Linked DNA regions of Homo sapiens: all the other regions are linked to region 2. The links are chromatin loops, found by intact Hi-C in ENCODE. Cell type or tissue: endothelial cell of umbilical vein. All regions are shown on one strand. Links, peaks and the distances in the headings refer to the core of each region. The heading gives the core; the rest is flanking DNA.

Evidence for each region. Peaks named below come from ENCODE experiments on the same cell type or tissue, not always from the same donor. Only the 100,000 strongest peaks of a DNase experiment are listed, where the experiment ranks them.
Region 1: a loop joins it to region 2, with 4 times the contacts of the local background. A loop is called at or near these places in 1 of 110 quality-filtered maps.
Region 3: it touches region 2 in a loop (6-fold over the local background); 1 of 110 quality-filtered maps calls a loop at or near these places.

Annotation. Positions count from the first base shown.
Region 1 is chr1:79,351,146-79,361,537 of GRCh38, forward strand. All of the region lies in intron 2 of LOC105378810 (a long non-coding RNA gene), which reads left to right. Among named protein-coding and RNA genes, the nearest start is that of LINC02792, 31 kb to the left of the region's middle. In endothelial cell of umbilical vein, for the core only: a CTCF peak has its summit at 2,296 (motif pointing left); a DNase peak (open chromatin) is centred at 2,286.
Region 2 is chr1:79,004,852-79,015,030 of GRCh38, forward strand. ADGRL4 (adhesion G protein-coupled receptor L4) reads right to left here and starts at 1,879. Exons shown (of 15, transcript NM_022159.4): 1 at 1,782-1,879; 2 at 219-368. The coding sequence starts at 1,803. In endothelial cell of umbilical vein, for the core only: no CTCF peak of the experiment used is centred there; DNase peaks (open chromatin) are centred at 1,340 and 1,980; H3K4me3 peaks cover 2,255 bases; H3K27ac peaks cover 2,673 bases.
Region 3 is chr1:79,158,526-79,163,525 of GRCh38, forward strand. All of the region lies in intron 1 of LOC107984998 (a long non-coding RNA gene), which reads right to left. Among named protein-coding and RNA genes, the nearest start is that of ADGRL4, 150 kb to the left of the region's middle. In endothelial cell of umbilical vein, for the core only: no CTCF peak of the experiment used is centred there; a DNase peak (open chromatin) is centred at 2,766; H3K27ac peaks cover 1,504 bases.

The DNA of each region.
Region 1 (10,392 bases), core at 1-5,000, 350 kb after region 2:
AGTCCTCTAATGTTTAGATCACTATACTGGTATCAGGTAATTATATATAGTTTCATTGGAAAGTACTCAGGGTAAAATGTCTCATTTTGATGCAAAAATTCATTTTGTTTAGTCGCTCCATTAGTAGCTGGGATTGATCAGAAGGAAAACATATAGCATGGGTTGGTTGAGGCTAATAACTTTACCTCTGTTTTATGTTTCGATCTTTCACTCTACTACAGGTTACTACCTTTATTTCTTAAATTTAAACTGCCCAAAAGATATTTATCTTCCCCCCACAAACTTGTTCATCCTCTTCTTTTTGGTCCCCCTCTGTCAGTGAGTGGAATTGCATATACCCAGAAAAATGCAAACATAAAGAAGCAGGGAATAGAATAGTGGTTAGGGGCTGGAGGGAAAATGAGAAGATCTAGATCAAAGGGTACAGCAAACATTCTGTTATAAGATGAATAAGCTCTGGGATCTAATTTATAGCATGGTGACTATAGTTATCAGTACTGTATCATACACTTGAAATTTGCTAAAACAGTAGATCTTAAAAGCTGTTACAATACACATGCACACACACATACACACACAAAACAATGGCAGCTATGTAAGGTGAGAAATGTGTTAACCAACTTGATTGACATAATCATTTTACAATGTATACTTATATCAAATAATCATATTGTAGACCTTGAATACATACAATTTTTATTTATTAATTATTCTGCCACAAAGCTAGAAAAAAAACAGGAAGTATGTTTTCAGCAATATAACCAGAAGGTTCTGTCCTTTGTGGAGTGAGCTCCTGGATTCCACAGATAAATTCCTAAGATTGCAGATGTGTGTGGGACAAATGATTTGGGTCAGTATGTTTTCTATATTCTAATATCTGAGTAATCATGATATATTAGATTCATATGTAGCAGAACAAAAGGCAAGATTTATTTTCCAAAAAATTTCTAGATATAAGGAAAAGACTGAAAGTTTATACTTGAAGGCATTTACCCCTTTGAGTTTTGAGTGTATAATTACATGGGATGAATACAGGGTGTAACAAAAATATATTTAGCAGATAAGTGGAAGATATGAATCTTGACTAATTGCAATGTGACAGTGGCCAAGCACTCTATCATTTTTGTGATTCAATTTTCTCATCCACATGAAAAAGTAAGAGAGGAAGAGAAGAAAGAAGGTTGAAAAAGAAGAGGGAGAGAAACAGGGAAGAAGGAAGGATGAATGGAGAAAATAAAGGAAGAAAGGAAAAAAGGCAGGCAGATAGGCGGTCAGTCAAGAGGGAAGGGGGGATTTGACTTTAGATTGGCTCTAAATTTATATATTACTCTGAGTGAGGAAGATGGTTTACTTGGAACTGAAATGATAGATGTGTAGTTTTGGAGATTGGTAGGGATTTTAGAAAGCTTTGAGGCAGAGGTGTATATTTTAGTTGTGGAGTTTCAGGAAATGGGGTCCCTGAAGTCTCAAGAAGTAGGTGGTGGGGTCAAATCAGTTACTAATTACAGAAAACGAAACAAAGCAGAGGATGCTTGGAGACACTGGCAATTTATTAATGTATCAAAACTACATTACTCTATATTCAAAGTACTTTTTTAGGAGCTTTAGAGGTTCAACAGACACAGGCTCTGATTTAAAGAAGGTTACACCCAGACAGGAAGACAACACACAGTGTCTTCTTAAACTTATAAAAAATCAAATGCAATTGCCAAATATGTTGTAGAAAATAAATGGTCTGGGATTGCAGAAGAAAAACCACTAATGCCTTTGCTAGAATGAGAGAAGACTTTTGAGGGCACAACGGGTTAGAGACTGAGATTTCATAGCAGTTCAGACTGGGCCTCCCTCCCGGCAACTCTCCCTTTCTCTTTCCCTTTCCCTCTCAATTTCTCTAAAAGAGGCTACCTGAAACAATAGACCTGGTAAGGGAATAGCGTTAATGCGATCTTTCAGGGAAGGTGGAGTGACTTTGTTTACCTGAGAAATGAAACTAGAAACTGTTGGTCACTGGAGACTTTTTTCAGTCTTTGTATGGAGCGCAGAAGTAGTTGGATTTCGAAATCTATATGGCCCTTGATCCCTGGAACTTTGTTTCCATTCTTGCCTTATTCTTAAGTAGCTTGCTTAGACTAGTCAATGGTGGACAATACTGTGGCTCTTCCCAGCCACTTCCCCTAGAGCTCTCGCTCAACATGTAAGGCATGCTTCCAAGTTATCTCAGACAGTTTTCCAGATATTTGTACTGCACAAGGATTGTAGTTGTCCAGCCTCAGATACCAGTTTTAGCGCCACCTGCTGCTTAACTGTTTTTTTTGTTATAGCAGTACTGCCTTCAGTGACATTTTCTATAATACATCTGGCCAATTTGTGAATCATCTCCGATCCAACTAGCGGGAAAAATCATATGTAAGCAGTATCTTTGGGGTCATGTCTGAATAAAGTAGACATCCTTTCTGCTACATACTGATGGTTAGGACTGTCACATGGTCATTCATAACTAGAGAGAGGTTGGGAAGTGAAGTCTAGCTGTGTGCCCAGGAAGAAGGGAAAGTTCATTTTAATGATCCAGCTAGCAATATCTGGGAAATGGAAAGAGTGTTGTGATAGATTGACAATGCCTGCCACGGGAAAAGGGTTGGTGTGGAAATATTTGTGTCACGTATTTGCCATCCTGGCCATAAACAATGCAATTAGAAACAATTGTTAGCCAAATCTCTTAAAAGTTTATAAATGATCCGATTTTATTTCAAATACGTTTCCCCAATAATCTCCATCTTTTCTTAACGATCCTCTTCAATAGTGCTTTTAAAACAAATTTTGGCTAAAACTAGAGCTTAAATTTAAAACAGCCACCAGAGTATCTTTTATAAAAAGCCTAGTTTTAGAACATCCTTCGCTTTAAAATTCTACTGTCTGTTCTCTAATTCCACAGGGCCCAAATATTTCAGAAGCAATATAATCTTCAGTTTATTTCAAATTTCTAAGCTTTCCCTAGGGCACTTGTCTCTCTATAGGACATGAGTAACTAGGAACTTTGGTCTGATGCTATCCACTTGGTTAAAGTTCACAAAGGGGAGAAATTGCCCATGTGGAAACTGCAGTTCCAATACTTGTCGCTGAACATAAAATAACTCGGGCCTCCAGGGTTAATGGTAACATTAGAATCACTTGAGGCTCAGGTAAGAAAATTGTAATTAAAAAGGAAATAGAGTTTGAGATATAGCTGAACTTTATTGTATAAAAGTACAGTGTAGCATTTCCTTCTTAACCTTGGAGCCAAGTCTCTGAACGTGCTGAAGTTTTTGATACCTAGAAAATGCCTTGATGAGGGAAGGGGAGAAGGAATCGGGGGGAGTTAAATAGACCACTGTTGGAGTTCTGCCCTGAATTTTTTAGAATAATTAAGCCCTGCTTGCCATCTATTTCAAGTTTCTCTACTTTTGTTTCATCTCAGCTCAATTTTCTTCTCATCAGTTCTTGTGCAAGGTGCCTTTGGCTTTAGTTCCTTCACAACTGATTGGCATCCATCCCCTTCCCTTTATGGAATATCCCCCCAATTTCTCCATTTAGGAATTTAGCCAATTAAGCAGAGTATCTTTTTTTAATTATTATTAACTAAAATTGCATGGCCTAGTAGCAGTGTTTTCTTATTCCTTCTCTGTGACAGGCTGAAATAAACATACCACCATCTGATAAAGGTCAGCTTTGAAACACAGCTGCCTGCTGGGCGTGGAGCGCAGACACAGTGCACCCCAAACCTTTCCTGACTACTAATACAATTCCAAATCCAATTAAAACCCTTAGCCTCCTCATTGAATCCTGAAGTGCTTAGGGATCCAGCCTCTTCAGACATAGCCTAGTGAAGTCTTCTTCCCCTTCCTACTTTCAATCACCACTAACTCTCAGCAGTTGTTTATTTCTAGGACTAAATTGAAAAGACCTCAACAAAGACATTTTGGAAATGGAAACCCAAGAGCACAGACCTCTCACTTTTCACATATCCACCCGAGTCTTGGTATAATAATTCACAACGTGGCACATACAACTTCCTCCCTCAACAGACTCACTAGCTAGGAATCCTAAGTCTGCCAAAGCCTGTTTTGTTTTCCCACTTGCATTCACATTGTTTAAATGGAGTGAAGCCCAGGAGAAATTGATTTCTCTTGGTTGCATTATACTTACATGTTTGTCTGATCTCATAGCTATGCTGAGTGCCTAGCAATATGACAGTTTTAATAAACACCACACAGTTCTGAGTAGGAGGCATGCAATCAGGAAAGGTGGGGACCATTAGCGTACCTGCTTATTAGTCCCTTTGACAAGACGGACTTAGGGCACTTGGTATCTTGCACCTGCTACAGATGCTCTGATCCTCAGTAGTGATGTGCTCTTCACCTGAGGACTCAGTTGCAGCAGTGGTATGCATTTCTCTTTGTTGAGTTTCTATCCCTCCTGATACTTCAGCTCTGCAAAGTACTCAGTGGGCCAGAACCACTCTTTCTTTGTGTTTGTGCACATGGTGTTAAGGGATTAAAAAACGGGGAGGAAGATTTACCCTTTAGGAAGTAAAGTGTTGGAAGCTTACACTGCTGCTGAACAGCTTATGACTGCTAAAGGGGGTTTCCTTTCACTCAGATGGTCTAGGGGCCTGAGAATCACAAATGTGGTTCAAACCCTTGACGCTGTACCTATTCTGGCATCTGTCCTCTCCATGCTATTGTTGGTGGCTAATATACAGAGCAACGTCTTTACAAAACATTTACATGTAGGGAAATTTTGCAAAGCACTGAAAGGAGTTTCAAGTCCTCTCAGAAAGTCCACAGGGTTCAGTGAAAATAGAATCTAATCAACCTGTAAAAATTGAAATCCCACATCTATTGCATGACTTGATTTGATTTGAGGTATCTTCTTTTTGATCCCCAAGCAATAAAATGAGTTGACTATCTCTCCTGGAACATTATCTGCGCCTGTCTTTGCTTTTCTCGGCCTCCTCTTTATTCTTTGTCTTCTTTCAGGCTTCTATTTCTGAAATATTACTAATTACTCCTTGGCCTAGGTATAATCCATCTTTACTGTGGTGAGTGGCTTTGCCACTAACTAGAGAGGAAAGGAAAACAGTCCTTACTGCCTGCCTCCTATTTATGAGGTACTTCTTTGCCCATCCCTTTTTTGTGTCCTTCTTTCCCTAAGTTTCATGATTTCCCCCTTGGCTCCCAGGGTTTTATAAAGATTTTGTGAAGAATCATTGCTTAATCAATTAAATTTGTATCAGAGCAGTTTCAGAATTCTGTGTGGTGTTTAGACAGGCATCTCCTGTGCTCACAACACAACAGTACCATAGGGAAGTTGATGTTTAAGTAAATCTTTCATTAAATGTTTCAAGACTGAGACATCTGTCTCATTCAGCATCTCCAATAATAAAAATATTGTATATTCATGCAATATTTAAAAATTCATATGAAAGTGTAACTATTATTTAATTTTATCTTAAAAGGTAACCATGGAAAGTAGTATAGCACTTTTTCAATTAATTTTTTAACACATGAGAAATTAAAACTTGAAGGATTTTAGTGGCAGAAATGGAATTAGAAGCCAGATCTGATAATATTTGGTCCACCTTTCCATTATAACACAGTTGACATAATATCTAAAAATTACAGAGAATCAACAGTGATTATTAGTTTTGATACTATATATAATACTTGCACACATTACATTAACCTAAATTTGCAATAATTTGTAAAATGTCGATTTTTTCATGTTACATCTGCTTTTGAATTATTAGTTACTTTCTCCATTATACCTTGTCCTATACCACCATCAAAAGCATATGTTTAGTATAATATTTTACAATAGGTTTCTTTATGTATTAATACAAACAGACCTTCATTCTGAGAAACTCTGTGCCTGTGTATAATGCCAAGCTCACTGGAGGGGTAAAAAAAATTTTTTTTCAGTGAAAAATGTGTGAATACAATATAGAACTCAAAGGAATTTTACTATAGGGAGTCCAAACTTTCTTACCTACTCAAAAAAAAAATTTCATGGGGATGCTAGGGAACATTGTTTAATGCCACATTCCAGAGGCAATACCCAAAGCAAGGGTTCCTTCTAGCATCACGTTAGCACACAGGTTCAATTATGAATATGTGGAGAACATCAGTGAACTGCCCCCAGCTTCTCCTTTGCCTCTCTTCTACAGTCATCTCCCATCTGTACATTGTTAATGATCTCTGAGCTCTGTGCTGCTCAACTCTAAGCACGAATGTGATCACAGCCTAAGGAGGGAAAGCCTCATTTGAGTTTGATCTGTTCATTCAGCAATAGTGGAAGGAAAGGTGTGGAGTGATTTGCCCAACTCTGGAAGCATTTCTGGAGAAGCGTGTTGAAGCCAGCAGACTTAATTTGTTTGACCTTCAGATTCCATCTTCCTTGAAATTAACCTTTGTTTTTATTCTTTTTCCTTTTTTGTTGTTGTTTTCATGGCCAGTGGTGGTATCTCTTAGAACAGTCAAAACTGGTATGCGTATACATGTGGCAATTATGTGTATTTGGGTGTTGTGGTGTATGGTCTGGCATTACATTAATAAAGAGATCCCATGTTGCATAATTCTAAGATTTAAGATTACTACTTTGAATGCTTTTAAATTTTTGTCCTGATTTGTGCTCATATATATTCTAGCATACTTCATCTTTCCTATGAGGAGAGATAATGGGAGGCAATTTCTACATTACTTATCTCTGCTTTAATTACAACATATTGCATGGGAGACATTATTTTCAAATGCTTTCCCTTTTTTCTCAGTCCTGATTGTTTCTCATCCTAGAGCAAATATTCGCTTAAATGTTGTAAGCCATCTGTAGTTTATAAAACACCTTTAAGCTATTGTTTTAAAGTTTCATACCTTTTAATGTTTTCCTATTTATTTCCTGCTGATATCAACATATACCCTGCCAAAACCAATCTTTGGTGGATACTAACATATTCCTATTGAACATTTGATCCAGAAAGTTTGCATATAATAAGCAGAATGAACATCTGTGAGGGCTAGATAATTTTTAATATTTATGGAGAGTTCATTTCAGTGTTACAATTCTTATGATGAGTTTGGTATTTCAAGACACAGTGTAGGGTGAGTCCTTGAAGCAGATTGCATCATGGGACAAGTTTGAGAACTGAGTACTAAAATGTTGATTAATTGGGATTTCAACTGTGTAGGAAAATATTACTTGTAAGAATTTGAGCACTGTGAAAAGTACTCATGAATAGGAGTTGATGTCATACATTTTAAAATTGGCATATGCCAAATGCATTACAGAAAAATGTTTCCACCTTAGAGAGAAAAGTCCACAAATGAAACTTAATGTTTTTACTCAACAAGATGTCTAATGCTTTGGCTAACACTTTGGAAAACAGAAAAAGTGATAATTGTGGAATTAGAACAACATCTTATTAGTATATTCTCCTGTTCATAAAGTGTTAGTGCCTGGAAACAAGTCACAGGTTCAAGTATAATATCAATGCATTATACGGCAAGGAAACTTGTCTGAGGTGGTTTTTTTTGGAGTCTCGCTCTGTCACCCAGGCTGGAGTGCAGTGACACAATCTCGGCTCAGTGCAACCTCAGCCTACCGGATTCAAGCGATTCTCCTGCCTCGGCCTCCTGAGTAGCTGGGAATACAGCCGTGTGCCACCACGCCCGGCTAATTTTTGTAATTTTAGTAGAGATGGGTTTTCATCATGTTGTCCAGGCTGGTCTCAAACTACTGACCTCAAGTGATCCACGCACCTCAGCCTCCTAAAGTGCTTGGACTACAGGAGTGAGCCACCATGCCCTGCCCTACTCTGAAGTTTTTGGGTTTTATTGATTTTTTTTTTTCCTGTGGGTATTTTAATGTTTTCTAACTCCTCTCCCAGGTAGTTTCCTCAGGGTCAGATAAAGTGAACTGGTTGGCACAGGAGTTTGCTAAGATAATAAATGTTGTTATCATATACTGATGAATAAATTGCCAATCAGATTTAGATTCAGGGATCAGAACAGTATTTAGAGATCGTGTGCTTTCCACCTTCATTAAATTGCACTCTAAATACATTTTAAAAATTCATCTGATGATGTAATGTAGTTTGAGGCAGATGCAGGACTGAAATGTAACTCTGTCTCTTAAAGTACCTGAAGCATAGTGAATCTGGGAAATAAGCTTGAAAAATGGCCAAGATGGGTACAAGTTAATCTGCAATGACTATCCTTGTTTATGGACTACTATTAAGGAGCCTCCACTTTTCTTCACAATCCTCTTATACACATTATGACTTTAGAGAAAGCCATCCTCCCCGAGTTGTTTACATCGGTAGGCAAAATCCCTTTGTGTCCAAAAACAGTATTCATAGGAAAAAGGGCTTCAGGCTTTTTATTCTGTAATTCTCTTCTACCTATCTTTTTCTGCCTCACAATTTCCATTTAGATCCTGAAATCGATACTGAAGATAATTAACCTTAGATCAGAAAAGGCAGCCTCCTCTTCTCAGCTAGCCGTTGGAAATGGCTTGTTACTTAGCCATTGGAAAATAATGAAAGAAGATATTGGAAGATGGTTGTAGCACCATAATTTTGTGCTGTGTTGTTTTAAGCTTCCTAAATATATAATTTGATTAATTATTTATTGATCAAAATGATGCTATGAATTTCCTGTGCATATTTCACTTTGGGTCATACAGAAAAATATAGTTTATTTCTTATTGGTTTTGGAGGTAATGATCCTGCTGAAGGTATTAATGATACATGGATAGAATTCTTCAGCACAGAAGTGCTGCTGTGTTATCCAGAAAATTCTCTAGAACAATAAATATTATAAGCAAATAAGTATCTCACCTCATGGGACCGTGTGGTTTTCTCAACGCCAAACTGAAAAGAATCACTTAAGAGTTCATCTTTGGCTGGGCACGGTGGCTCACGCATGTAATCCCAGCACTTTGGGAGGCCGAGGCGGGCAGATCACGAAGTCAGGAGATTGAGACCATCCTGGCCAACATAGTGAAACCCCGTCTCTACTAAAATACAAAAAATTAACCGTGCGTGGTGGCAGGAGCTGTAGTCACAGCTACTGGGGAGGCTGAGGCAGGAGAATCGCTTGAACCCGGGAGATGGATGTTGCAGTGAGCCGAGATCGCGCCACCGCACTCCAGCCTGGCAACAGAGCGAGACTCCATCTCAAAAGAAAAAAGAAGGGGGTTCATCTTTGACAGGCATGATATAAACAAGAGGGTGCGAAGAAAATATGTATAGAATAAGTAAATCATCTGGAAGAATTAAAAACCAGCACGCTATAAACAATAAGTTGATCAATGTACCCCAATGCTGTTTGTGGATCTCTAGGAAGCAGAGACCATTGTCTCTGCAGTGTCAACGTGAACACAAAGACTGCCCTATACTTGCTATTTAATAAATTGTTGTTGAATTGATTAATTGATTAGCTAGTTACCCAATAAAAACGAAGCCGTTGGCCGGGCGCGGTGGCTCACACCTGTAATCCCAGCACTTTGGGAGGCCGAGGCGGGTGGATCACGAGGTCAGGATATCGAGACCATCCTGGCTAACACGGTGAAATCCCGTCTCTACTAAAAATACAAAAAAAAATTAGCCGGGCATGGTGGTGGGTGCCTGTAGTCCCAGCTACTTGGGAGGCTGAGGCAGGAGAATGGCGTGAACCCGGGAGGCAGAGCTTGCAGTGAGCCAAGATCGCGCCACTGCACTCCAGCCTGGGCGACAGAGCGAGACTCCGTCTCAAAAAAAAAAAAAGAAAAAAGAAAAGAAAAAAAAAAAAAACGAAGCCGTTATTTTCTTTTCTTAATAATCCATATGTATCAAATAAAATGTTTGCAATATGGGTCGTTAAGCAATTTGGTGTTGATATCCCCGGTAATTCAAATAGATCAACAAATCCAGAGAAGAATTTAAAGGTTGGTTCACCATTAGCTAAGAAAAATTGAATAAGGAAGTCAATCTTTCAAGTAAATAATGCATCCCAAGTCTATGTAACGTAAACAAATAGAAGCCTTTTAAATGACATGTTTGTTTTCCTACTTCACTTGACCCTGTAAAGACGGTTTAATAATTATGTTGTACAATGCTTTCTGTCTTTTCAAGGCAACTTAGGATAAGCTATTAGTTTCACATATAATGGAAATTTTCAAAGGTAAAATGTTACATTTAATTGGGCTAGGGACTTGAGCATAATGTTGCTCTCAAACAAAATGCCAGCGTCCCTCAAGGCATGCTAAGAGATATTATCTATGGGGCACCTTACTGCAAACTTCTGTTAACCTGGGTCATAAAGACATGAATGAGTTTATATAAAATGTGTTAGGAGTAGTGGGATTATTTTCCTTATTCTT
Region 2 (10,179 bases), core at 1-5,000:
AAAAAATAAGATATGCATGAAGTCTTTTAAAATCAGTAACAAGTATAAATTTTGACATGGTAAGTCAAACTTACTGTTTAGCTACTTACGCGTTTTTTAAATAGTATGAAATTAAACAGTATAACACAAAACAAGTTAGTTTCTGGAGGACAGAAAAGCAGTCCCATCAGAATTTAATCTTACAGTATAATCCAAAAGAAGTAACAAAGCTTGTTTACCTTCACAAATTGTGACACCATTTCCTGAAAATCCCATGTTGCAATAGCAGGCTTCAATTCCATTGCGTATTTCACATTTTGCATTTGGGAGACAAGGTGTCTTGGTGCAATTTTGAGTATAGGAACAATTCAACAAAGTGGAAAAAACCACTAAATAAAATAGAGAAATACACCTTTTCAAAAAGTAAAACAAACATCTCTCCCCATTGTTGAATTAGAGTATAATAAACATAAATTATCCTCTCTTTCTATTTAGATAAATGGATTATAAATTTTTCCCAAGAGAGCACTTAGCTAAGTAACAGCACAAAAGCAAGTAAGTAAAACTTACTTTTAAGATGAAGGCTTTTTTTGTTCCAATTTCAACCTTTATCAAGTAAATCTCAATGAAACTAAAATGTAATAAACAACTCAGCTTTATAATAAAAACTGTGTTCCCAGATCAGTATAGCATGTTGATTAAGTGTTACCCTTCATTCTGAGGTGAGATACTTTGAAAGGGAACTGCCTGATTGTAAAGCAATTTCCCTCCTCTGGGAGTAATCCTGTGTAGAAATGAAGGTAAATTGAGTATTCAGGTTTTTGCAAATTCAAATCTGTGTTATTTTAAGATGACATCTTATCTAGGAGAACAGATGCACTTGCTGTTTTTTTCTGTGTTCTAATGATTGTTTTCAATTTCAATTGTTTTCAATTTCAATTTCAATTGTTTTCAATTCAATTATTCATAATAAAATTTATTTCACTGTTTTTATTTTCCATTAGGGGAAATTTAAAAACAAAACAAAAACAAAAAAAGAAACTCAAGATTATAGTCAAAGATTGATCTTCCAGAAATGGAACAGCACACAAATGTGAACAAAAAAAAATGAAACAAAACAAGGAACAAGACTATACATCAGAGTTATTGAAATACATTTGGAAATTATATGTTGTGGACTGATAGGAAAAAATAAGGAAAAGTAAAGTCGGTTCCTTTTTTATTGTTTTACCAGGCCTACTCAAGAGTCTTGAGGACCAACAGCTATGAAGCATGAGGTCATTGTTCTGAAAACAGTCATCTAACATTAGTTGTCCTTATCAGGTACCAAGAGATTCTTAAGTATTCTGTTCTAAATCCCAGTGGCAAATAACTATGTATACTGACTAAGCCGGAATTAGTTCACCCTCGGAGATGTCATTTACTATCTTTCTGCACAGTATGTTCAAAATGAAGCTCAAATCTGGCCCGGCAATCCCCTTAAAATGCCAGGAAACCTCTCATGGGTGTTAATGGTCTGGATTTCCCAAATTTCTTCGGGGCAGAACAGAAGAAAGGTGAAAGGGGATGCTGGACACTTCCTCAAGAGGAATAAAAAGGTAACATTCCCTGGACCTTGGAATATTCAACTTTAGAGTTGAAAGGTCAAGGAGAAAAACATCCTGAGAAGTACTAAATCAATTCTCCTCGGAGATTTTGCCAAATACACTTGCCATGTGAGCTCCACCTCTTAAAAAATCCAGTCCCCTACAAGGGATTGGTCCCTCCGACGACCTCGGCGACCAGGGGCGCTGAGCACTCACCTAGGAGCGGGAGGCGTTTCATTGGCGGTGGCCGCAGTGGTGGCGGTGGCGGAGAGCGCGGCGGAGTGAGTGCGGCTGTGGACCCGGGACCGGGCGCCGCTGGGCGGGCGCGGCAGGGTCCCGGATCCGTCCTCCGTGACGCGCCGGCTTCCTCCGGACACTTTCCGGCCTCTTTTGTGTGAGTGTGTGAGTCAAGCCCTGAATCCGCTGGCCACGTCCGGCCTCCATCCCCTTTCCCCACGCCTCCTGGGCTCCATTCCCTGCCTAGTGACCACTGACCCTGAGCAATGTTACAGCCCCACTGAGGAATCAGTTTATCCCCAGGCGCAGCTCCCAGAGTGACACCCTAAAAGTGAGTACTTAAAAAGCAAAGGTCTCTGAGATCCACGGAGAGCCCCTCCAGAGGGAGCATCCAAAACTCAGTAGGTTTCAGGGGTTCTCTCTGACACCTAAATTTCAAGACATAGCCTTTTTTTTAATATACTCGCCAATAAATTTTCCTAAAGAACAATGGGTCAAGAAGTAGTCAGGAGACCTGAATCCATGCAAAGGGGCATGCCAGTGCTCAGGCCCCACCTTGCTGGGACTCAGGGTTGCATCGTGTAAAATAAGGATATAGTCTATTGTGTCTAGGTTAGATTGTGTTTTCCATTATCAACTCAATTTCAGGTAAAATTCACCTGTAGCCCTTCCTTACATCTGCAGAAAAATTGGTGCATCATATCCTTTGCATGTTAATATACAAGTCGATTACGTAGAAAGAGATCGTCCACATTGGAACATGGAAACAATTCTAGCTTAAAAAATTAAAAATAACTGGCAGACAAAACTAATGTATCATGACAGAAAATAGATCAATGGTTGCCCAGGGTTGGGATGCAGAAGAGGGACTGACTGCAGAAAGGCACAAGGAGAAATTGAGGTGATGATAATATTCTATATTTTGATTGAGGTGATGGTTGCATGAGTGCATGCATTTGTCATAACTTATCCAACTGTATTCTTAAAACTGGTGCATTTTATTGTATATAAGTTAGATGAATTGTATTATATGTAAGTTTAAATAAAGTTGATTTAAAGAAAGGAAATGACTAATATTTTTGCCATCAACACAAGCCATTTTACCTTTCAATAGTCAGATCACCTTTGTCACATACCATTTCTATTCTGTTTAAAAAGTGACTAGTGCAAATTTACTTTATATAAAGAGCAGCCTCAGAAAGATGAACAGCCACAGCCCCCGGACTCCAGGGGGATTATGAACTACTGGGAAAACAACTAAAACTAGTCACAATCACACACCACAAAGTGACTTATATATTAACAGCAGTCACAAGTGCTTATGTATTGACACGTTTATCTGGCTCTCCATAGCATTTTCCCAGACTCCTTCTAGGTGAATGTGGGCAAAAGTTCCTGAGAGTGGCACCATAATAGGTGAGGCAAATGAGGAACAAAGGTGTTGCGTGACTTGCTCAGAGTCCACAGCAGCTCTTAGACAGCTGGTCTAAGTGACTGGCCTTGATTGGAACCCGGACTATAAACTCACAGTCCATGTTCTCTATATTGGACTTTTTTTGAGACGCTTTTTTTGAGTGGCTTTTTTTGAGACGGAATCTCACTCTGTTGCCAGGCTGGAGTGCAGTGGCACAATCTCTGTTCACTGCAACCTCCGCCTCCCAGGTTCAAGCGATTCTCCTGCCTCAGCCTCCCGAGTAGCTGGGACTACAGGCACATGTACCATAGCCAGCTAATTTTTGTATTTTTAGTAGAAACGGGGTTTCACCATGTTGTCCAGGATGGTCTCGATCTCTTGACCTCATGATCCGCCCACCTTGGTCCCCCAAAGTGGTGGGCTTACAGGCTTGAGCCACCGCTCCTGGCCACAAATGGGCATTTTTGACGAATTTCATTATGCACTATTCTAGAAACTCTTAATTTATCCAATCAATCAGCACATTTTCAAATTCCATATCTATCACACTCGGGCACTGAATGAAGTGTCATGGAGCAAAACAAAACAAAACAAAACAAAAAGCCAAAAAACAAAACTTTATTCCTGACCTTCGAGTTCTAGGAGATTAAGAACCATTAACAGACATCACACTCAGGAGGCTGTTGCAAGAATGAGGAGTCATCAGATATTGTTATTCGGGGAGTTTGAAAAAGTGATTTAAAAGTCCTAAATGCCATAAAAAAGAAGTTCTAGACTTTGTTGATAACTTTTTTTCTAAAGATTTTTGTTTTTGTTTTTGTTTTAAACTAAAAAGCAATTCAGTGAATCACTGGCAAGAACGCAAATGATGGATTTTAAGGGCATACCAAAGGCAAGGAAGCAAAAATAAACTATGAAGAGTTTAGGAAATAGATTATGAATGCCTGAACAAGGGTAGGCATATTCGTGATGGAGAGATAGGGACAGATTGCAGAAAGCATTAGATAAAGACAAATTGATGTCTGCTTGACTTAGTAAAATTGAGATATAAGGCTGAAACAAAGAGAATGTGGAGGTTTTCCAGTTGTATGAATGGGAGAAGGTGGGAACCATTCACAAAGATACAAAAGATAGGATGAGGAGTAATTCTGAAAGAAAAAATGAATAAGCCCAGTTTGGTAATACAAAATTGGAAGTATGTCAATGATCTGAATTTATTCATGTGAAACCAGTTTCTCCAGTTATAAGAAGTTGAGCTTCAATGTACATACATAGAAACAAACTTTAGAAGGCATAAATATAGAAACACATTATTTTCTGAGATGAGCTATAAACTGAAACACAGCACTTATTTTTAAAATAATTTACTCCTTATATCTGCCACACTTGCTTCATCTTTAATTTTATCCTAAAGATAATAAAATACAGCCCAATCTTTAAAAATATCACTTTTTCCTAGACATTGCTTTAAAATTAGCAAAAGTGAATTAATACTTAAATCTAAAAAAAAAGTTTTCCATTTTTTTCTTTTACATGTGTGTTTTTATTAAAAGGCAAAAGTGTATTCATTGTTCTCATCAAGAAAATGATAGTATATAGGGGAGCATAAGGTGTTTAATGATGCTTATAGGTTTTTTTTTTGTTGTTTTTGAGACGCTCTGTCGCCCAGGCTGGAGGGCAGTGGTGTGACCTCGGCTCACCGCAAGCTCCACCCCCTGGGTTCTCGCCATTCTCCTGCCTAAGCCTCCCAAGTAGCTGGGACTGCAGGCGCCCGCCACCATGACCAGCTAATTTTTTTGTATTTTTAGTAGAGACGGGGTTTCACAGTGTTAGCTAGGATGGTCTCGATCTCCTGACCTCGTGATCCACCCACCTCGGCCTCCCAAAGTGCTGGGATTACAGGCGTCTGCCACTGCGCCCTGCCGACACTTATAGTTTTAATATTGCTCTTTGTAAAAATAAAATCATTTAAAAATGTATTGCTTGAAGAAGTCCGTATTTGTAAAGGAAAACACAGATGATCAATGTATAATTTTGGATTCATTGTCTTGTATTACTTACAAAAAAACATTTAGAAGTTTTGGTCGGGCACGGTGGCTCACGCCTGTAATCCCAGAGCTTTGGGAGGCTGAGGCGGGCGGATCTTGTACAAGGTCAGGAGATTGAGGCCATCCTGGCTAACACAGTGAAACCCCATCTCTACTAAAAAAAAAAAAAAATACAAAAAAATTAGCCAGGCGTGGTGGCAGGCGCCTGTAGTCCCAGCTACTGGGGAGGCTGAGGCAGGAGAATGGCATGAACCCAGGAGGCAGAGCTTGCAGTGAGCCGAGATGGCGCCACTGCACTCCAGCCTGGGCGACAGAGAGAGACTCCCTCTCAAAACAAACAAAAAAAAAAAACAAGTTTCAATCCAAAAAATGTTTTAATTACCAGAAAGAAAACCATATTTAAAAAAAAATATTCTCAAAGGAATATTGGACTATCAGTCTAAACTTTTATTAACAGTTTTCCCTTGGTTACCACTGCGGCATGTTTAACTTTGAAAGATATACAGAAATCACTTAGAGCTTGATTTTGGTCTATAACATAACGCATGGAAGTTAAGTCACTTTAAGCTACCTACCTGATTGTAGCTTTGATGAAATATACCAGTGTGAACACTCCTCTTGCAATGGTAGATCTTATCAGATCCATGATTAGTTCTATCTTAGGTCTGTCTGTAAGTGCCAAATTAAACAGGATTTCCTTGAAAAGTTCTTGGACAGGTTGGAGTTGGCAATGGAAAGTATTCACTCTGAAGACTTGTGTTTAATTCTAGCTTTTGAGTAGAGTATTTTACCCCGTTGGGGATCAGTTCTGTTAAATGAAAATAACCGTATTTGCCCTGCTAGATGATAGTGAGCTGCTAAGGTCATTACTGTACATGTAAGAATAATCAGACATCTATACCTCTGGACACTAAACACATTTAAATATAGGAAATTAGTGTATAGTTGACAGTAAAGCCCTTCTCCAAAAGTGTATTTATTCTGCTCATGGTGACAGATAGTAGGAACCTAATGCCGTTTCTGGATACTTTCTGAGGCCTCTGTAACATTGTCTAGTTCCTCACCTAGATAGACATCAATAATGTGATTAGATTCCAAGTGTTTGTCACGCTGTAAATATATATCTTAATATTAGTCATTACTTATGGATCATTTGACTTTTTCAACTTATTGAACTTTTGCCACCAATTTGTTAATTTAGGTAATTCTGCATTACTACGTATTTTCTTTATTCCCATAGTACCCTCAATAGGATGACAATTTACCACAGTTTCTCGCCTAAAAATATTGATTTTCTCAAGACTCACTTTTAGTCAAAATCAACATTAACAATGTACCGTTGGCAAAAGTGCTATAGAAAGGTTAAAAAAAAGGAAAATTGAGTTATGTATGAAGTAGGAAAGAGTAATTTGATTAAAACATACACAATGTTGAAATTAAGAAAACTTTTAATAAGGTGGAACAGTAGCCCCAGTGTAGAGGAATGCCCGTGAATGGAGAAGGACTGAGGTTTCCAAAGTGGACTTGTCTGTTAATGGTTCTTAATCTCCTAGAACTCGAAGGTCAGGAACAAAGTTTTGTTTTTTGGCTTTTTGTTTTGTTTTGTTTTGTTTTGCTCCATAACACTTCATTCAGTGCCTGAGTGTGATAGATATGGAATTTGAAAATGTGCTGATTGATTGGATAAATTAAGAGTTTCTAGAATAGTGCATAATGAAATTTGTCAAAAATGCCCATTTGTGGCCAGGAGCGGTGGCTCAAGCCTGTAAGCCCACCACTTTGGGGGACCAAGGTGGGCGGATCATAAGGTCAAGAGATCGAGACCATCCTGGACAACATGGTGAAACCCCGTTTCTACTAAAAATACAAAAATTAGCTGGCTGTGGTACATGTGCCTGTAGTCCCAGCTACTCGGGAGGCTGAGGCAGGAGAATCGCTTGAACCTGGGAGGCGGAGGTTGCAGTGAACAGAGATTGTGCCACTGCACTCCAGCCTGGCAACAGAGTGAGATTCCGTCTCAAAAAAAAATGCACATTTGTATTTTTGGAGACTATCTGGAAATTGTCTGCCTCAGAGGTCTTTTAGATTTTCAGATGTATTTTATATCAATGGGATATAGCAAAGGTCAATATTTTGCATTTAATTTTTTAGAAAGCCAGCAAAACATAGTTATTTTTAAAAGTATTCGTAGTTACAAGACAGTAGGAGAAATGAGTCGTTTCCTTTTTTTTTTGGTCTAGTGTTAAACTTAGGTTTTAACCAATTGTAGAGAGATGCTAGTGTGTAAACCTGGCTAGCTGGAAACTTGTGTCTTTCTAATCTATGCTAAATATGTCTAATGTCGGTCAACAGTTGGTATCAAAAACAAATTATAGTGTTTTAATACACATTTTCACTTATGCGTTTAATCAGTTCATCATCTAATTATGAAACTCAAGTTAGTATCCAAAAGCATTTTAAAAGTTGGATTTCTAAGACTATGAACAGGAACACTTGACTAGGTTTTCTGCTACTAATTTTTTCAGTGGAACGGGGTGCAAAAAGCATCTGGTAATTTTCAGTGTTGACTGGAAGGGAGGAGCCCCAAGTTCCTTCCCAGCCTGGTCATTCAATTGTTTTGTGACCTTCAGAAAAATCACTAAATCTTTCCATTATTCTGCTTAACACATTTACAAATGTCCCTGCTTTATATGTTTTTTTCTCTCCTAGAGTTTCTCTTCATAAAGATTAATAAACTAGTACCCACACCTAGGAACAAATTTTCTTCTGAGGCAGGTATTGATGTGAAGAGGAAAAATAAAAATCACCTGCATTTATGCTAATCGTTTCCATTTTAACTGACTTGTAAATTATTTCATTAATTTATTTTTCTTTGGACATTTCTATGTTATAAAAATATCAAGCTGACCTCATTTTCTAAAAGGCAGCACTCCGAAAACAGAAACCAGGTGCAAATCACCTCTTAATACTGTTCTTTTTAGCTATACTTTCAACACTTTGTAACACTGGTTTATTCATAGTTGATTGCTCTCCTTCATTGAGTTGTCCAAAATAATATCTTGAGAGGTTACAGAATCCCTCAGGATGTACAAGTAATTTAAATTATTTCTTTAGGTTTGTAATACATTGTACTTTACATTACATTTCATCTGCCTTTGTGTTCTTCAATCACTCATTTACTATATCTTTTTACAATTCTCCACGATTGCTCAATTTTTATTTGGAAAATTAAATATTGTAATTATGTACTGAGAGCATATTTCAGTTGCTTGTTATTCACTATCATCTATTGTTATTAACATGCATATTGAAGATACAAGTCTCTGGTTCGGGACTCCAGGGAACATCATTAACTTCCTGTTGCTTTGAGAATTATCTTTTTATTCTTACGCTTTATTTTCCACTTTGTCACACATCTTTAATCTCAGACAAGATTTAATTTTTTCATTGTTAACTGTTTTATTAATAGCCTTCTATGTGAAAGAATTGGCTTAAAAATAGAAAGCTGTTTGGAAATCTAAATAAAGTACCTTAACTGATAATCATTTACAATTTATCACATTTAAAAAAATGTTCTTTTAAAGATAAGCATAAGGCTCTGAGTTTCCCTTCATATCTCTATCTATAGACATAAATTAACATAAATAGTACTATCTCCCAACAATTGCAAACATAATTTTGCTTACACTGAAATAATTATCTTAATTTAAAGGTACATTTCCAAAAGCCATGATGATGTAAAGGCATTTTTTTTAATTATACTTTAAGTTTTAGGGTACATGTGCACAACGTACAGGTTAGTTACATATGTATACATGTGCCATGTTGGTGTGCTGCACCCATTAACTCGTCATTTAACATTAAGTATATCTCCTAATGCTATCCCTCCCCCCTCCCCCCACCCCACAACAGGCCCCAGTGTGTGATGTTCCCCTTCCTGTGTCCTTATGTTCTCATTGTTCAATTCCCACCTATGAGTGAGAACATGCGGTGTTTGTTTTTTTTGTCCTTGGGACACCTTGCTGAGAATGATGGTTTCCAGCTTCATACATGTCCCTACAAAGGACATGAACTCATCATTTTTTGTGGCTGCATAGTATTCCATGGTGTATATGTGTCACATTTTCTTAATCCAGTTTATCATTGTTGGACATTTGGCTTGGTTCCAAGTCTTTGCTATTGTGAATAGTGCTGCAATAAACATACATGTGCATGTGTCTTTATAGCAGCATGATTTATAATCCTTTGGGTATATACCCAGTAATGGGATGGCTGGGTCAAATGGTATTTCTAGTTCTAAATCCCTGAGGAGTCGCCACACTGACTTCCACAATGGTTGAACTAGTTTACAGTCCCACCAACAGTGTAAAAGTGTTCCTATTTCTCCACATCCTCTCCAGCACCTATTGTTTCCTGACTTTTTAATGATGGCCATTCTAACTGGTGTGAGATGGTATCTCATTGTGGTTTTGATTTGCATTTCTCTGAGGGCCAGTGATGATGAGCATTTTTTCATGTGTCTTTCGGCCTGCATAAATGTCTTCTTTTGAGAAGTGTCTGCTCATATCCTTCGCCCACTTGTTGATGGGGTTGTTTGTTTTTTTCTTGTAAATTTGTTTGAGTTCATTGTAGATTCTGGATATTAGCCCTTTGTCAGATGAGTAGATTGCAAAAATTTTCTCCCATTCTGTAGGTTGCCTGTTCACTCTGATGGTAGTTTCTTTTGCTGTGCAGAAGCTCTTTAGTTTAATTAGATCCCATTTGTCAATTTTGGCTTTTGTTGCCATTGCTTTTGGTGTTTTAGACATTAAGTCCTTGCCCATGCCTATGTCCTGAATGGTATTGCCTAGGTTTTCTTGTAGGGTGTTTATGGTTTTAGGTCTAACATTTAAGTCTTTAATCCATCTTGAATTAA
Region 3 (5,000 bases), core at 1-5,000, 150 kb after region 2:
GTTTGAAGTCAGGTAGCATGATGACTCCAGTTATGTTATTTTTGCTTAGGATTGCCTTGCCTAATCATGCTCTTTTTTGGTTCCATATGAATTTTAAAATAGTTTTTCCTAGTTCTGTGAAGAATGTCAATGGTATTTTAATGAGAATAACATTCAATATATAAATTCTTTCGGGGAGTATGGCCATTTTGACTATATCGATTCTTCCTGTCTGTGAGCACGGCATGCTTTTCCATTTGTTTGTGTCATTTCTGATTAATTTGAACAGTGGTTTGTAGTTCTCCTTGTAGAGATATTTCACCTCCATAGTTAGCTGTATTCCTAGGCACTTTATTCTTTCTGTGGCAATTATGAATGAGAGTTAGTTCGTGATTTGGATCTTGCAATTTGGATTTTAACTTGCTGGTGTATAGGAATGCTAATGATTTTTGCACATCCATTTTGTATCCTGAGATTTTGCTGAAGTTACTTATCAGTTAAGAAGCTTTTGGGCTGAGATGATGGGGTTTTCTAAACATGGGATCATGTCATCTCTAAACAGGGATAGTTTGACTTCCTTTCTTCCTATTTGGATGCCCTTTCTTTCTTTGTTTTGCCTGAAGTTCCTGGCCAGAACTTCCAATACTATGTTGAATAGAAGTGGTGAGAGAGGGCATCCCTGTTTTGTACCAGTTTTCAGGGGGAATGCTTCCAGCTTCTGCCAATTCAGCATGATGTCAGCTGTAGTTTGTCATGTATGTCTCTTGCTATTTTGAGGTATGTTCCTTCAATAGCTAGTTTATTGAAAGTTGTTAATATGAAAGGATGTTGAATTTTATCCAAGGCATTTTCTGCATCTATTGAGACAATCATGTGGTTTTTGTCCTTAGTTCTGTTTATGTGATAAATCATATTCATTAATTTCCATACGTTGAACCAGCCTTGCATCCCAGCGATGAAGCCTGCTTTATCTGCTTGATCGTGGTGGATTAGTTTTTTGATGTGCCACCAATTCAGTTTGCCAGCATTTTGTTGAGGATTTTTGCATTGATGTTCATCAAGGATTATTAGCCGGGTGCAGTGGCTCACGCCTGTAAACTCAGCACTTTGGGAGGCAGACAGATCACTTGAGGCCAGGAGTTCAAGACCAGCCTGGCCAACATGGTGAAACACCATATCTACTAAAAATACAAACAAATTAGCTGGGTGTGGTGTTGCATGTTTGTAATCTCAGCTACTTGGGAGGCTGAGGCAGTAGAATCCTTAAACCTGGGAGGGAGAGGTTGCAGTGAGCCGAGATCATACCATTGCACTCCAGCCTGGGTGACAGGAGTGAAACTCCATCTCAAAAAAATAAAAATGGATATTCGCCTGAAGTTTTCTTTTATTGTTGTGTCTCTGCTGGGTTTTGGTATCAGAATGATGCTGGCCTTAGAGGATGAGACAAGGAGGAGTCCCTCCTTTAAAATTTTTTTGGAATAGTTTCAGTAGAAATGGTACCAGTTCTTCTTTGTACATCTGGTAGAATTCAGCTGCGAATCCAACTGTTCATGCTTTTTTTTTTTTTTTTTTTTTTTTTTTTTTAGTTAACAGGCTATTCATTACTGCCTCAATTTCAGAACTTGACAATCTTTTATCTTGGAACCCCTAGCTGGCACAACCTTGGCATTTACTTTTCCAAATGTTTTGAATAAATAAAAGAAAAACCATCTCTTTCTTCCATTCACTAATATTTATACTCCTGAATTAGAATTTCTCATGTTTTTTATATATTTCCTATTACCAGAAAAGACATTTAGCTTGCCAGTGCAATGATGACATTTTGCTGAAAATTGTTCAAAATTTTTTTCTGGATGAAATAATTTGCTGGAGCTACATTAAAAAATAATATTTTTCAAGAGTGAAAATATATGGTTGTTGCTATTTTAGGATTGGGATACATGTATTATTATCTCTTTTTACCTAGAGGAAATAAACCCAGTTTTTTTCCCTCAGACATGTAGCCTCTTTTGCATTCTGTTATTTAGATATATCTGCCTGAAAATGTACGTGACATTCTGGTGTTTTTCTACCTTGAAGTTTCAGCTGTGCTAGGAAGGTCCGCAGTTGTCATATGAGTGGCTTGGACATTTTTTGGTTTGTGCCTGTGTTTGTTTTTCCATAAAGGACAACTTGTTGCCAGTGACATTGATCCATTAATAATATCAATATTTACTTAGAAAATTCATCCCTTATTTAAAAAATTATTTATACCCCTTGTAACTAATGTGTGTATATATCAAATTTACAGATTGAGAATGTAATGGTCAAATCTAATAATATCTAACATGTAAGAAATCTCTTGAGAAGTCAAGAGCTTGGCAACCAAGTAAAGATTAAGAATAATTAGAAATAATATTGTCAAGAGTCACACTATATGCATATTATATTAAAATTGGGTACCAATCTATATGACTAGGTTGTAACTACTTTTAAAGTGACAGTCTTTCCAGTTCTAGCTTTACAAGGCTTCCATGAATATATTATATGAATTTGAGGTGATTCCAGTTGCTAAGACTAACCCTAGAATTGTTAAATTTTATTTACTAATGCCAGCAAACATGCATATTCCTGATACTAAAAGGTAGTATGCCTCTTCTAAAATTTTTTCACATGTAACTGTATATGATAAGAATGTATTTAAAGGTCACATTAGCCTGCATTCCTTTGGCTTCCATCCTATTGACTCATGTAGGAAATTAGAGCAGAGATTATTTCCTGTAGCCAAAGAACAGTCAGAAAACACAGCCTGTGCAGTGTTAACTTGCTATTTACAGAATAAGCTACTTACTTTAACTGAGTAATCAATTCAGGAACTACACCCAGGTCACAGCATCCACTGTAGAGAGAGACACTCAAGGACATCAGCAGTCCATCTATTGTTTAACAGAGCATTTTCTAAAGACCTATGAGTGAAGCCTCATAATTAACATGGGCAGTGGAAAGTATGCCTCAGTATTGATATCACATTCACTAGGGGATTAAGGTTCTTAATTCTCTCTTTAAAAATAGCCAGATTTCTTTCTACACATAAATCTATTTATACAAACGAAAAAAAATGAGTATACTCTAAACCCAAACTTTGCTTTACCCTCAGAGAAAAATTGGATGTTAGACTTTGTGTTTTATTTTCAAATTGTCTAAACTATTCAGGATTTTGAGATATCCAGATACTTTTTGGCAAAGTTTTAGAAATCTAAGAGATGATGTAAATAGACAAGGCAACAATATTACAAATCTTATTTGATGGAAAATGTATCATTACCTGAATCTCCCTTAGCATTGATGCCCTTTTATGTCTGTGCTACAGAGTATCTAAGGAGAAAACAGACAGAGGGAATAGCAGGTAGAAGGGCTCCAGAGTGTGAGTAGGTGAGATTGAGGGAGTAGACACGAAAGCAGTAAAAGTCTCTTGAAGGCTATGTGAGGCAGTGGTGCTTTCTTAGCATGAGGAAGTCACTGGAGGCATTTAAGCAGAGTAGGGATATACTCTGACTTAAGTGTTGAAAGGATTTTAGGGTCCTGAATTAAGACTAGAAGTTAGGAGTCTTCACCCAACTTGGGAGCAGAACACCTGGCAGGTCATTATTATAATAAAGTTGAGCAGCAATGGATGGTGATACAGGATAAGGTGGTAGCAAAAGACATGGCGAGAACCAAAGAGATTCAAGATCTATTCCAGAGCAGAATAAATATAACTTAGTACTAAAGCAGACCACGAAGTAAGTGGCAACTTCTCTTTATCTTTATATAATGAATAATTGATATTGGCATATATTTGCTAAAGTCCCTTTATTGGCTGATTACACTTAGGATAAAATCCAAAATCCTTATCAGAGCTTACCAGGCCTCTGAGCTTGTCACATTCTACCTCTGGCTGTATGTTTTCAATCTTCCTAATCTAGCTGTATTAGCCTTTTCACAATTATCTAAATCTGCCATTCTCTTTATTGCCTCAACACATTTGTACATGATGTACCTCTGCCCAGATCATTTTCCCTTCTCTTCAGCGAAACAACCACATTCTTAACCAATTGGTTAGCTGAAGAGAATGGTTATTAACCATAACACATTCTTCTATTCATCTCTTTCCTATCACCTTAAATGTCACTTGTTCCAAACTTACCCTAAAATTGCCTTTTATATGCTCAAATTGCATGTTTTACTTTTAATGGCCCTTCTTATACATGACTTCTGTAGCAGTCAATACTATGTATGCCTATGTAATTTTTGCATTCTTAATTTCTAGCCCAATACCTAGAATGCAGTAGAAATTCAATAAATATTTTTATTAAATTACTGCCTATATCTTCCTCTTGATGGATTGCAATGCACATTAGCTTATCAAAGTTTTAAAAGTCTTCACACACATGCACATACAGTGTATGGCTATATAAAGGTAGATGTGTATATATGTATAGGCATATGTATATATGTATATACATACATATGTAGGTATAGGCATATTTATATACATATATACAAAATACACACACACACACACACACACACACATCCCTATCTTTGTTTAAACCAACATCTCTGGATGTTCTGTGTTCATGGAATTATTTTTCTTATCTATTATCTTCTAAGGTGAAAGAAGAACATACTTGGAAAAATGCCATGTTAGATTATGACTTCTGTGGGAAATCTTATTTTTTACATAGTTTTAAACAGTTAATATTAAATAACCGCATTTCAATTTCCTATAACCATGTAGAAGTTCTTTTGACCTCCCTATGCCATGGTTTCCTCTGGTAAAAGAGGATAATGTCAGTAATTCTTTCATTCAACTGTGAGCATAAATGAGCTCACACATATATGAATGGGGCTTAGCATGGTGCTCTAAACATAGAAAATACTCATTAGATATGAAATATTTTATAATAAGTAATTTGCTGTAGTATAATTGTATATTTGGAGGCATAAAATCTTGAATTATAAACCTCTAATCTAGTTTTATTTGAGATGTGTTTTCTAAA